Regions from separate parts of the Homo sapiens genome. Here region 2 is linked to region 1. A link is a loop called in an ENCODE intact Hi-C map of the cell type or tissue named here. Cell type or tissue: heart left ventricle. All regions are shown on one strand. Each heading gives the region's core, and the rest is flanking DNA. Links, peaks and the distances in the headings are about the cores only.

Region 1 (5,372 bases), core at 266-5,265:
CGCCACTACACTCCAGTCTGGGTGATAAAGCGAGACTCTGTCTGGGAAAAAAGAAAAAGAAGAAAAAAGCATGATAAATTCATGCTTTAACAAGGTTAGAAAAAAATGAGCTATTTCCTCAATAGCAGGTGGAGAAAATATGAAGCAGTAATATAATTAATATTAGGCTTTTTGTCGGGGTAGTTTTATGGTTTCTAATTTACTTTAAAAAAATTTTAGTTTTAGGCCGGGCGCGGTGGCTCACGCCTGTAATCCCAGCACTTTGGGAGGCTGAGGCGGGCGGATCACGAAGTCAGGAGATCGAGACCATCCGGGCTTACAGGGTGAAACCCCGTCTCTACTAAAAATACAAAAAATTAGCCGGGCGTGGTGGCGGGCGCCTGTAGTCCCAGCTACTCAGGAGGCTGAGGCAGGAGAATGGCGTGAACCCGGGAGGCGGAGCTCGCAGTGAGCCCAGATCGCGCCACTGCACTCCAGCACTCTAGCCTGGGCGACAGAGCGAGACTCCGTCCAAAAAAAAAAAATTATTTTGATGAGTACCTAATAATTGTTCAAGTTTATCTTTTAAGGTCTTCAAATTCTTATAGTACAGATGTTTTTCATCTTTTTCATATGTAGTAAGTTTGTGACTTTGATGTAATTTTTGGAATTCGGTTCAGGGTATTGGTGTTGGAAGGGACCTCAGAGGGGAAAATGAGGCCCAGGAAGGACAGTGGGGCCTGTATACACTAGTTAATTGCTTGGTCCAGTGCTCTTCTCATGACATTAAACTGCATCTCATTGGCCTGGCTGGAGGTCTTTAGAAAACACTAACATGTTGAGAAATATTAAAAACAACATAATTCTTCTCAGTAAAAGAAACTAAGGTGGTGGAATAAACTTTTTTTTATGCGTGTTTTTGAGTGTCAAATTGTATGAACACTTGGTTTGAGAAGATAGAATGTTTTGCGAATGATAGAGCATAAGAATGAAGCTGGGAAGTTAACTGTTAGCGAGAGCATGAGTTTAGGGTAATATTCCTGCTCTCCTATTGACTATCTTTGTGATTGGGAGCAAGTTAGAGATAACCCTGTCAGGGTCCTCATCTATAAAAAAAGAATGTAAATAAAAATAATCTCATCAAGTAGACCTTCAAAAATGTTTAAAAACTGTCTTTCAACATTTCATTAAAAAAGAAATGTTACTGTCTTAATGGATATGTGTTAATTATCTGGCTTTTTGGCAAGCTAAAATTATATCCTTGTGAAAGTTTATTGGGATAATAAAGAAAGGGGGATGAGTTGTATAAAATGTGTAAAGAGGGGTATTTTCTGTTTTTTTAAAAATGTGGTTGCAGTAGTGGAATGCCGAGACCACATTTCCGATAGGTGGCCTTTGTTAGAGTATGCAGTGTTGGAAGGATTTTTTTTCCCTCTTCATTTCATTTCTGGTGGGTTGGTAGGGGAATCTGAACTATCCAGAGGGAATCTTTTTTTTTTTTTTTTTTTGAGACACAGTCTCACTCTGTTGCCCCAGCTGGAATGCAGTGCTGCAATAGTGGCTCACTGAAACCTCCGTCTCCCAGGTTCAAGCAATTCTGCCTCAGCCTCCCGAGTAGCTGGGATTATGAGCCGCGCGTGCCACCACATCAGGCTAATTTTTGTATCTTTAGTAGAGATGGGGTTTCACCATGTTGGCCAGGCTGGTCTTGAATTCTTGACCTCAAGTGATCTGCCCACCTCGGCCTCCCAAAATGCTAGGATTACAGGCGTGAGCCACCACTCCCAGAGGGAATCTTTGAATAAAACAAAGCAGAGTACAAATAGCAGGTTCTTCCTGAGAGTCTCCAGGGTGCATTTTCTCTCCTCAGCCTGCCTTGTAGCTCCCAAACTGATGATATCATACTCAGTAACTAACTACAGGAAATTGTAATTTGTAGCCAGGTTCTCCAAGAAGGTATTAAGGAGTCTCTAAGAAGGTGCACTCCACACAGTTAACTTACATAGCTCAGGTAGCATCTACATTCTTAAAAAGTGAACCCAGAATAAGCAAATCAAAGATGCTCGGTGTTCCTTCTTGTTTTGTGGAGAAAGGTTAAGATTCATTCCTCTCTGTCTGCAACAAATAAACATGGAGGCTGGGCGCAGTAGCTCACACCTGTAATCCCAGTACTTTGGGAGGCTGAGGTGGGTGAATTGCTTGAGCCCAGGAGTTTGAGACCAGCCTGGGCAGCACGGCAAGACTCTTATCTCTACAGAAAGTACAAAAAATTAGCTGGGTGTGGTGGCATGCACCTGTGGTCCCAGCTGCTCAGGAAGCTGAGGTGAGAAGGTCACTTGAGTCTCAGAGGCAGAGGTTGCAGTGAACTGAGATTGTGACACTGCACTCCAGCCTGAGCAACAGAGTGAGACCCTGTCTCAAATAAACAAATACAACTAAAAATAAAAAATAAAAAAACCCAAATAAGCATAGAGCTTGCTGTGTTTAATATAGACTGAGGTAATTGGATTTTGTAGGAATCTCTTCCTGTCACTTCTTTCCCTTTCTTGCAGACTCAGCATTTAGGCAAGTAATGTAGTTGTTTTTTGTGCAAGGAATTGAGGAATGTGTGAAAATTAATTTTGTTTTCTGGTTGAGGAAGCTCTTTGGGCTAGAAGGAGAAGAAGGTAATATGTGAGCAAAGCACAGATTTAGCCACCTTGAGGATATGGTGTCTGCTTGTTGGCTTTTTGAACTTGTCAGTTAGGTAAGCAAATCTGGAAGAATTGCTTCTGATTTATGTTTTCCATTATTTTTGGCACATCGTAAGTGGGGAGGCAGATGATAGTGGAGTTCAGTTTCTTTTTCTACCTCTGATGGGCGAATGTCCTGGTGAATCTTCTTTTTCTTTGTTTCTGATGGTCACCACTAGGTGACCCCAGGAGAAGGTTTTACTGTGAAATGGGGTTCATGAGTTTATTTTCCTTGTCTCTGCTTGAGAATTAAGGTTCCCAAATACTTGTGACGTATTTCTTACCTTGGAATCTGTAAGTTCCTCTGAACTGATCTGCACCTAGCATTGAGATATAAGTATCCTAGGTTCTTTCATCTTGTACTCCAATTTTCCCAGGCTCTGTGCAGAAGCTCTTGCCAGGAATTGAAGAGAAGTGGCTAGGGATAAGGATAGATGGGAAACTGGCCAGTGTGCTGTATGAACTTACTAGAAAATTGAGACTACACTGAAATAGTCTCTCTCTTTTTTTTTTTTTTTTTTTTTTTGAGATGGAGTCCTGCTCTTTTGCCCAGGCTGGAGTGCAATGGCGTGATCTCAGCTCACTGCAACCTCTGCCTGTCTGGTTCAAGTGATTCTGAGCCTCAGCCTCCCAAGTAGCTGGGACCACAGGTGTGCACTAGCACACCTGGCTAATTCTTGTATTTTTAGTAGAGACAGGATTTCGCCATGTTGGTCAGGCTGGTCTTGAACTCCTTACCTCAGGTGACCCACCCGCATTGGCCTCCCAAAGTATTGGGATTACAGGTGTGAGCCGCTTCGCCTGGCCTGAAATAGTCTCTTAATGTCACCTTTAGAAGAGAGAGGGTCCTGGTACAGTGGCTCACATCTGTAATTCCAGCAGTCTGGGAGGCTGAGGCAGGATGATGCTTGGGTCCAGGAGTTTGAGATCACCTTGGCCACTGTAGCAAGACCCTGTTTTTTTGTTGTTTGTTTGTTTGTTTGTTTTGAGATGGGAGTCTCACTCTGTCGCCCAGGCTGGCGTGCAGTGGCACGATCTCGGCTCACTGCAAACTCCGCCTCCCGGGTTCACGCCATTCTCCTGCCTCAGCCTCCGGAGTAGCTGGGACTACAGGCGCCCACCACCACGCCCGGCTAATTTTTTTGTACTTTTTTTTTTTAGTAGAGATGGGGTGTCACCGTGTTAGCCAGGATGGTCTTGATCTCCTGACCTTGTGATCCGCCTGCGTTGGCCTTCCAAAGTGCTGAGATTACAGGCTTGAGTCACCACGCCTGGCCTGTTGTTTATTTTTTTGAGATGGAGTTTTGCTGTTGTTGCCCAGGCTGGAGTGCAATGGCACGACCTCAGCTCACTGCAACCTCTGCCTCCTGGGCTCAAGCGATTCTCCTGCCTCAGCCTCTCAAGTAGCTGGGATTACAGGCATGTGCCACCATGCCCGGCTAATTTTGTATTTTTAGTAGAGATGGGGTTTCACCATGTTGGTCAGGCTGGTCTTGAACTCCTGACCTCAGTTGATCTGCCCGCCTCGGCCTCCCAAAGTCCTGGGATTACAGGTGTGAGCCACTGCGCCCAGCCTAATACCCTGTTTTTATAAAAAATAAAAATAATTAAGAAAGAGAAAAAGGTGACTGTCTAGGAAAGCTAGAGGACTAGTCAAATCATACTCCTCCTTGACTGTATTGAGCAGTGAAATTCGAACTTCAAAATTATCGAATGTTAACATGAAAGCACCCTTTGCAATTATATAACCTTCTGATTTTACAGATGAGGAAACTGAGGCCCTGAGAAAGTGGGAGAATATTTGTCTCCCTTGCCACATTTCATTCTTTTCTGCTACTTGAGTGATATTTTGCATGCTTTGCAGACCTTTGATGAGTGGTGGATGCGGGGGGAACAAGCAAAAAATTTGTCTGGCAGGGCAGGAACAGACGTTATGGTAGTTTTTTTCTAGTCCAGGTTTCTGTTTCATGGTAAGAAAGAATACTGTGTGTGCAATAGCAAGACTTGGAACCAACTCAAATGTCCATCAGTAAGAGACTGGATAAAGAAGATGGCACATACACATCATGGAATACTATGCAGCCATAAAAAAGGATGAGTTCATGTCCTTTGCAGGGACATGGATGAAGCTGGAAACCGTCATTCTCAGCAAACTATCACAAGAACAGAAAACGGAACACCACATGTTCTCACTCATAAGTGGGAGTTGAACAATGAGAACACATGGATGTAGGGAGGGGAACATCACACACTGGGGCCTGTTGGGGGGGTGGGGGACTAGGGGAGGGATAACATTAGGAGAAATACCTAATGTAGGTGACTGGTTGACAGGTGCAGCAAACCACCATGCCATGCCATGTGTATACCTATGTAACAAAACTGTATGTTCTGCACATGTACCCCAGAACTTAAAGTATAATTTAAAAAGGAAAAAGAAAGAATACTGTGTGTACTGTGTGTAGACCGGGTACGGTGGCTCATGCTTGTAATCCCAGCACTTTGGGAGGTTGAGGTGGGTGGATCACTTGAGGTCAGGAGTTTGAGACCAGCCTGGCCAACATGGTGAAACCCTGTCTCTACTAAAGATACAAAAATTAGCCGGGCCTGGTGGCACACACCTATAATCCCAGCTACTCGGGAGGCTGAGGCGAGAGAATCGCT
Region 2 (5,372 bases), core at 290-5,289, 100 kb before region 1:
GTAAGAAGTAATATATGCACATGGTTACAAAGAAGTGCATAAGAACTTTCAGATGAAAAGGAATAGCTTCTTGACCTTTTTCTTCTCCCTCTTATCCTCAGTCCCATTGCCCAAGACAAAAAATCTACGACAGGCCAGGCGTGGTGGCTTACATTTGTAATCCCAGCATTTTGGGAGGCAGAGGTGGGCGGATTACAAGGTCAGGAGTTCGAGACCGGCCTGACCAACACAGTGAAACCCCGTCTCTACTAAAAATACAAAAATTAGCTGGGCGTGGTGGCAGACGCCTGTAATCCCAGCTACTCGGGAGGCTGAGGCAGGGGAATCGCTTGAACCTGGCAGGCGGAGGTTGTAGTGAGCCAAGATCGTGCCACTGCACTCCAGCCTGGGCAACACAGCTAGACTCCATCTCAAAACAAAAAATAAAAAACAAAAAAAATCTGTGACATTACATTCATTTCCACCATTATCCATTATTTTGTTTTCTTTTGTTTTGTTTTCTCCATTTAATCACTGATCTGATTAAAAAAGACTTACACATTGAGGCCAGGCACAGTGGCTCACGCCTGTAATCTCAGCACTTTGGTAGGCTGAAGTGGGCGGATCACTTGAGGTCAGGGGTTCGAGACCAGCCTGGCCAACATGGCAAAACCCCATCTCTACTAAAAATACAAAAATTAATTGGGTGTGGTGGCAGGCACCTGTAATCCCAGCTATTTGGGAGGCTGAGGTGAGAGCATCACTTGAACCCAGGAGGCAGAGCTTGCAGTGAGCCCACACCGCACCACTGCACTTCAGCCTGGGCGACAGAGTGAGACACTATCTCAAAACAAAACAAAACAAAAACAAAAACTTCTTCTTGTGAACAAAATGTAGGAAAAGAAGCAAAAGTAATTGTGGTTTCTGGTTTAGCGACTGTAATTGAGTGTGTTCCCCCCACCATCCCGAGAAAATTCTATAATATACTTGTTTTTTGTCTAAAAAAGAAACCTGAACAAAATTGATTAAGCATTATTATTATTATTATTTTTGAGATGAAGTTTCGCTCTTGTTGCCCAGGCTGGAGTGTAATGGCGCGATCTCGGCTCACTGCAACCTCTGCCTCCCGAGTTCAAGCGATTCTCCTGCCTCAGCCTCCCAAGTAGCTGGGATTACAGGCGTGAGCCACTGTGTCCAGCCTAATTAAGCACTATTATACAAAAATGAGTTCTGGCTTCAGTAGTGTGGAAGTGGGAAGAAACTAGAGAAAGAGATAAACTACTGAGTCCTGGTACCACCAAGCAAGTTTCAGGGACCTTTGGAAAGTTCCCTCTGCAAAACTCCCATCCTGTTAGAACTTGTGAACCCCGAAAATCTGAGATAGGTCTCAGTTAATTTAAAAAGTTTATTTTGCCAAGGTTGAGGATACGTGCCCTGAGGACCTCCTTGAGGACATGTGCCCAAGGTGGTCAGAGCACAGTTTGGTTTTCTACATTTTAGGGAGACATGAGACATCAATCGACATATATAAGATCAACACGGGTTTGGTCTGGAAATGGGGGCTTTCCAGGTCATAGGTAGATAGGAGACAAATGGTTGCATTCTTTTGAGCTTCCCTCCCTCTCTCTCTCTCTTTCTTTCTTCATATGGAGTTTCCCTCTTTCGCCCAGGCTGGGGAGAAGTGGCCCAATTTCGGCTCACTGCAACCTCTGCTCCCGGGTTCAAGCGATTCTCCTGCCTCAGCCTCCCAAGCAGCTGGGATTACAGGCGCCCGCCACCACGCCCAGCTAATTTATATATTTTTAGTAGAGATAGGGGTTTCTCCATGTTCACCAGGCTGATCTCGAACTCCTGACTTCAGGTGATCCACCCGCCTTGGCCTCCCAAAGTGTTAGGATTACAGGCGTGAGCCACCGTGCCCAGCCTGGATTCTTTTTTTTTTTTAATCTTATTTTTTGAGAGGGAGTCTGGCTCTGTTGCTCAGGCTGGAGCGTAGTGGCTGAGCTCGGCTCACTGCAACCTCCGCCTCCCGAGTTCAAGCGATTCTCCTGCCTCAGCCTCCCGAGTAGCTGGAATTACAGGCGCCCACCAGCATGCCCGGCTAATTTTTGTATTTTTAGTAGAGACGGGATTTCGTTATGTTGGCCAGGCTGGTCTGGAACTCCTAACCTCAAGTGATCCGCCCGCCTCTCCTTCCCAAAGTGCTGGGATTACAGGTGTGAGCCACCGCACCCAGCCTCCAAAAGAGGCAATCAGATAACGCATTTATGTTAGTGAGCAGAGGGGTAACTTTGAATAGAATGGGAGACAGGTTTTCCCTACGCAGTTCCCAGCTTGACTTTTCCCTTTAGCTTAGTGATATGGGGGCCCCAAGATATTTTCCTTTGACGAATTCATCTCGGAAACCAAGATTTATTTTCTTTTGGAATTTTAAAAGTTTTGCTCTTGCATTTAAAAAAAACAGTGCGTGTGTGTTTCGCTTTAATTATTATTTGCTGCATTTTGGAACTGAGTCAGGCAAATCATTTTTGTTCCTAGGCAAGTGCCTTTGATCTTCAAAATCTACCCAGTCTTTGGGGCACTGCTGTCTCCTTTCACAAGGTCCTAATTCCCACTGAAACCAGTCTGTAGTATTTGTGGCTTGGGGCCACTTCAAGATTTCAAATTTCAGCCTCAGACTCCAATCCCCGGGCGGGATCCGGGAGACCCAGCCCCGTGCGGCCCCCGCCGAGCTGGCGGGGATTGCAACGTCGGGATCGTGGCGACGCGCGGGGCCCTGGAGCCCAGGCGCGCGGCCCCAGGCGCGTCAGCCCCTCCCCGCCGGCGTCGCTCGCCGTCGCCTGCGGTGACTCAGCTCTTCCGGTCACCGCCGTCACTGGTGGTTCCCGACTGCAGTGAAGGTGCGGACGCCAAGTCACTGCTCAGTAATGCTGGAGCCGCCGGCGTCCCGGGCCTTCTCCAAATGCGCTGCATTCCTGCCCCCACCATGACTCAGCGGCTTCCGCTCCGGCGTCAGCGGCGCTCCGGCCTCCGCCCGCGAGGCCCTGCTGCCTTCCCACTGCCCCACGGGGGCCACAACGCGCCCGCTTCCGCCCTTAGGTGTCCTTCCAAGCCCCTGAAAAGGTTTGGCAGCTTGATAAAGGATCCCTGAACTCCAGTGTTTAGGCCCTGCAAGGCTCTTCTCTGTACATTGAGGAGCTGAGGCCTCCGCACGGGAAAGTATTCCCCACCCCCCAGCGCAAGGAGGAAGTTAGCCTAAGACTAATTGAGGCAACTGAGGCCTCGGACAGCCGCGGGTCCTGAGAGCCCGATGGACCTACTTTGGAAGTTCAACGTTACCGTTTGCAGATGTGTGACACTCCCCTACTCCTACCCCCACTCCTACCCCCACCCACTTAACAGACATGAGGATTATTCCATGCCACCTTGTTGTTGGCATTGCGTAGCACATGGTAGGAACTCAGCAAATCTCAGCTTTTGTTTGTATTTTCTCTTTCTTTCCTTTTTTTTTTTTTTTTTTTTTTTGAGACGGAGTCTCCCTCTGTCACGAGGCTGGCGCGATCTCGGCTCACCGCAACCTCCCCCTCCTGGGTTCCTCCTGGGTTCAAGCGATTCTCCTGCCTCAGCCTCCTGAGTAGCTGGGACTACAGACGCACGACACCACGCCCAGCTGATTTTTGTATTTTTAGTAGAGACAGGATTTCACAATATTGGCTAGGATGGTCTCGATCTCTTGACCTCGTGATCCGCCTGCCTTGGCCTCCCAAAGTGCTGGGATTACAGGCGACAGCCACCGTGCCTGGCCTGTATTTTCTTTGAAATGCCTTTTAGATGTAGTTCTTCCTCTCCATGGACAGAGTCACCTCAGCAACTTCCTAACTGGTTTTGCCACATTCCCATCCAACTTCACACAATGACCGGGTGCATTTTTATGGCACACTGTATTCTGCAAGTCATTCCTCTGTGCAAGAAAATTTAATACTCTGTTGAATTTTGGTTTGAGTGGAAAGTCCTTTCCCTGGTATTTAAAGCGATCCATCATAGTCCGGCTCCCATCCTTCCCATAAATATTTTAGGCCTGCTCTGCATCCTGTATTGTGGTACTCGGATTCCTGCCCTCCAGAGCTCTGGTGAGGGGAGATAAATACATAATCACGTCGTCATTATACTGTGTAATAAGTGCTCTGATCGAAGTGTGAACAGGACAGAGAGCAACTCAGTGTAATAGAGGGGGAAGAAGAAAGGCTTCACAGAGGAATAAATATATGGGGGAGGGAGATGGCTTGATGGTTGTGAGGCATTTACCAGCACTCTGATAGATATTGTATATAGCAGAGTGTCCTTGTTGCTGCAGGTTTTCGAAGGCATCATTGTGCTCTGCTCTGTTGCTGTTACAGAAGGCTTGAAACATCTAGCCCCATCCTTTAATCTTGGATCCAGAAGTATTGTGGGAAATAAAATTTGATTTAAAAATGATTATCACCTGATGAAATACAGCTTGCAGAAAGAAATAATGGATTCCTTACAGGAAAAATTCTGTACCAAGGATACCCTTATAAGGAGTAGAATTGGCCACAGGGCCTAAGTGCTAGAGAAGACAGTGTTTGTGAAGATTCTATAAGGCTGTACTTGAACCTGCCCCAGCTCAACCCTCTGGGGCATGCTTATCAGTCCTGGGAAGGAGAAGGCTGTGTACTAAAATGGAAACAACCGAATCACCAGGGGCCCAGGTCCTCTTCTGTGTGGCATGCTGAAAGAATTGAATTATTGAGAACCCAGCACACACTCTGTGGGATTCTCGGTTTTTAAAGAGCTGAATGTAAGAAAGGCATTTACCTACTGGCCAGAGAGAGATGGGCAGTGGAGCTCTGCAAGTTGTCAGTGACAGATTCTAGGTGGCAGTAGCAGGGAGAGCTGAGGCTCCAAGGGGGCCTCCAGGTCAAGGACAACTCAGGGACAGAGCAGATGGCCTAAGTAGCATTGATATGGGTACTTACAGGCAGAGAGGACAGGGATCACAGAGGTGGTGAGAGCTGCAGTTCAAATAGTGTCTGCGATTACAGTAGATTTTAATTTCTTTTTATTTTTCTGAATTAAATTTGTCCATGGTGAACATGGTTTTTTTTTCTGGTGGGCGGGGGGGAGGGATGGAGTTTCACTCTTATTGCCCAGGCTGGAGTACAATGGCCCGACGTTGGCTCACTGCAACCTCCGCCTCCCGGGTTCAAGCAATTCTCCTGCCTCAGCCTCCCGAGTAGTTGGGATTACAGGTGTGCGCTGCCACCATGCCTGGCTAATTTTTGTATTTTTAGTAGAGATGGGGTTTCACCATGTTAGTCAGGCTGGTCTCGAACTCCTGATCTCAGGTGATCCACCCACCTCGGCCTCCCAAA

What was found. Peaks named below come from ENCODE experiments on the same cell type or tissue, not always from the same donor. Only the 100,000 strongest peaks of a DNase experiment are listed, where the experiment ranks them.
Region 2: it touches region 1 in a loop (2.5-fold over the local background); 19 of 110 quality-filtered maps call a loop at or near these places.

The regions. Positions count from the first base shown.
Region 1 is chr11:9,257,893-9,263,264 of GRCh38, reverse strand. The region is part of intron 1 of DENND5A (DENN domain containing 5A); the gene reads left to right. Among named protein-coding and RNA genes, the nearest start is that of DENND5A, 4.8 kb to the left of the region's middle. RefSeq lists a silencer at 2,343-2,402. In heart left ventricle, for the core only: a CTCF peak has its summit at 2,898; no DNase peak of the experiment used is centred there.
Region 2 is chr11:9,361,990-9,367,361 of GRCh38, reverse strand. No RefSeq gene overlaps it. Among named protein-coding and RNA genes, the nearest start is that of IPO7, 20 kb to the left of the region's middle. RefSeq lists enhancers at 2,115-2,816, 2,452-3,651 and a silencer at 2,642-2,821. In heart left ventricle, for the core only: no CTCF peak of the experiment used is centred there; a DNase peak (open chromatin) is centred at 2,911; H3K4me3 peaks cover 1,285 bases; H3K27ac peaks cover 3,156 bases.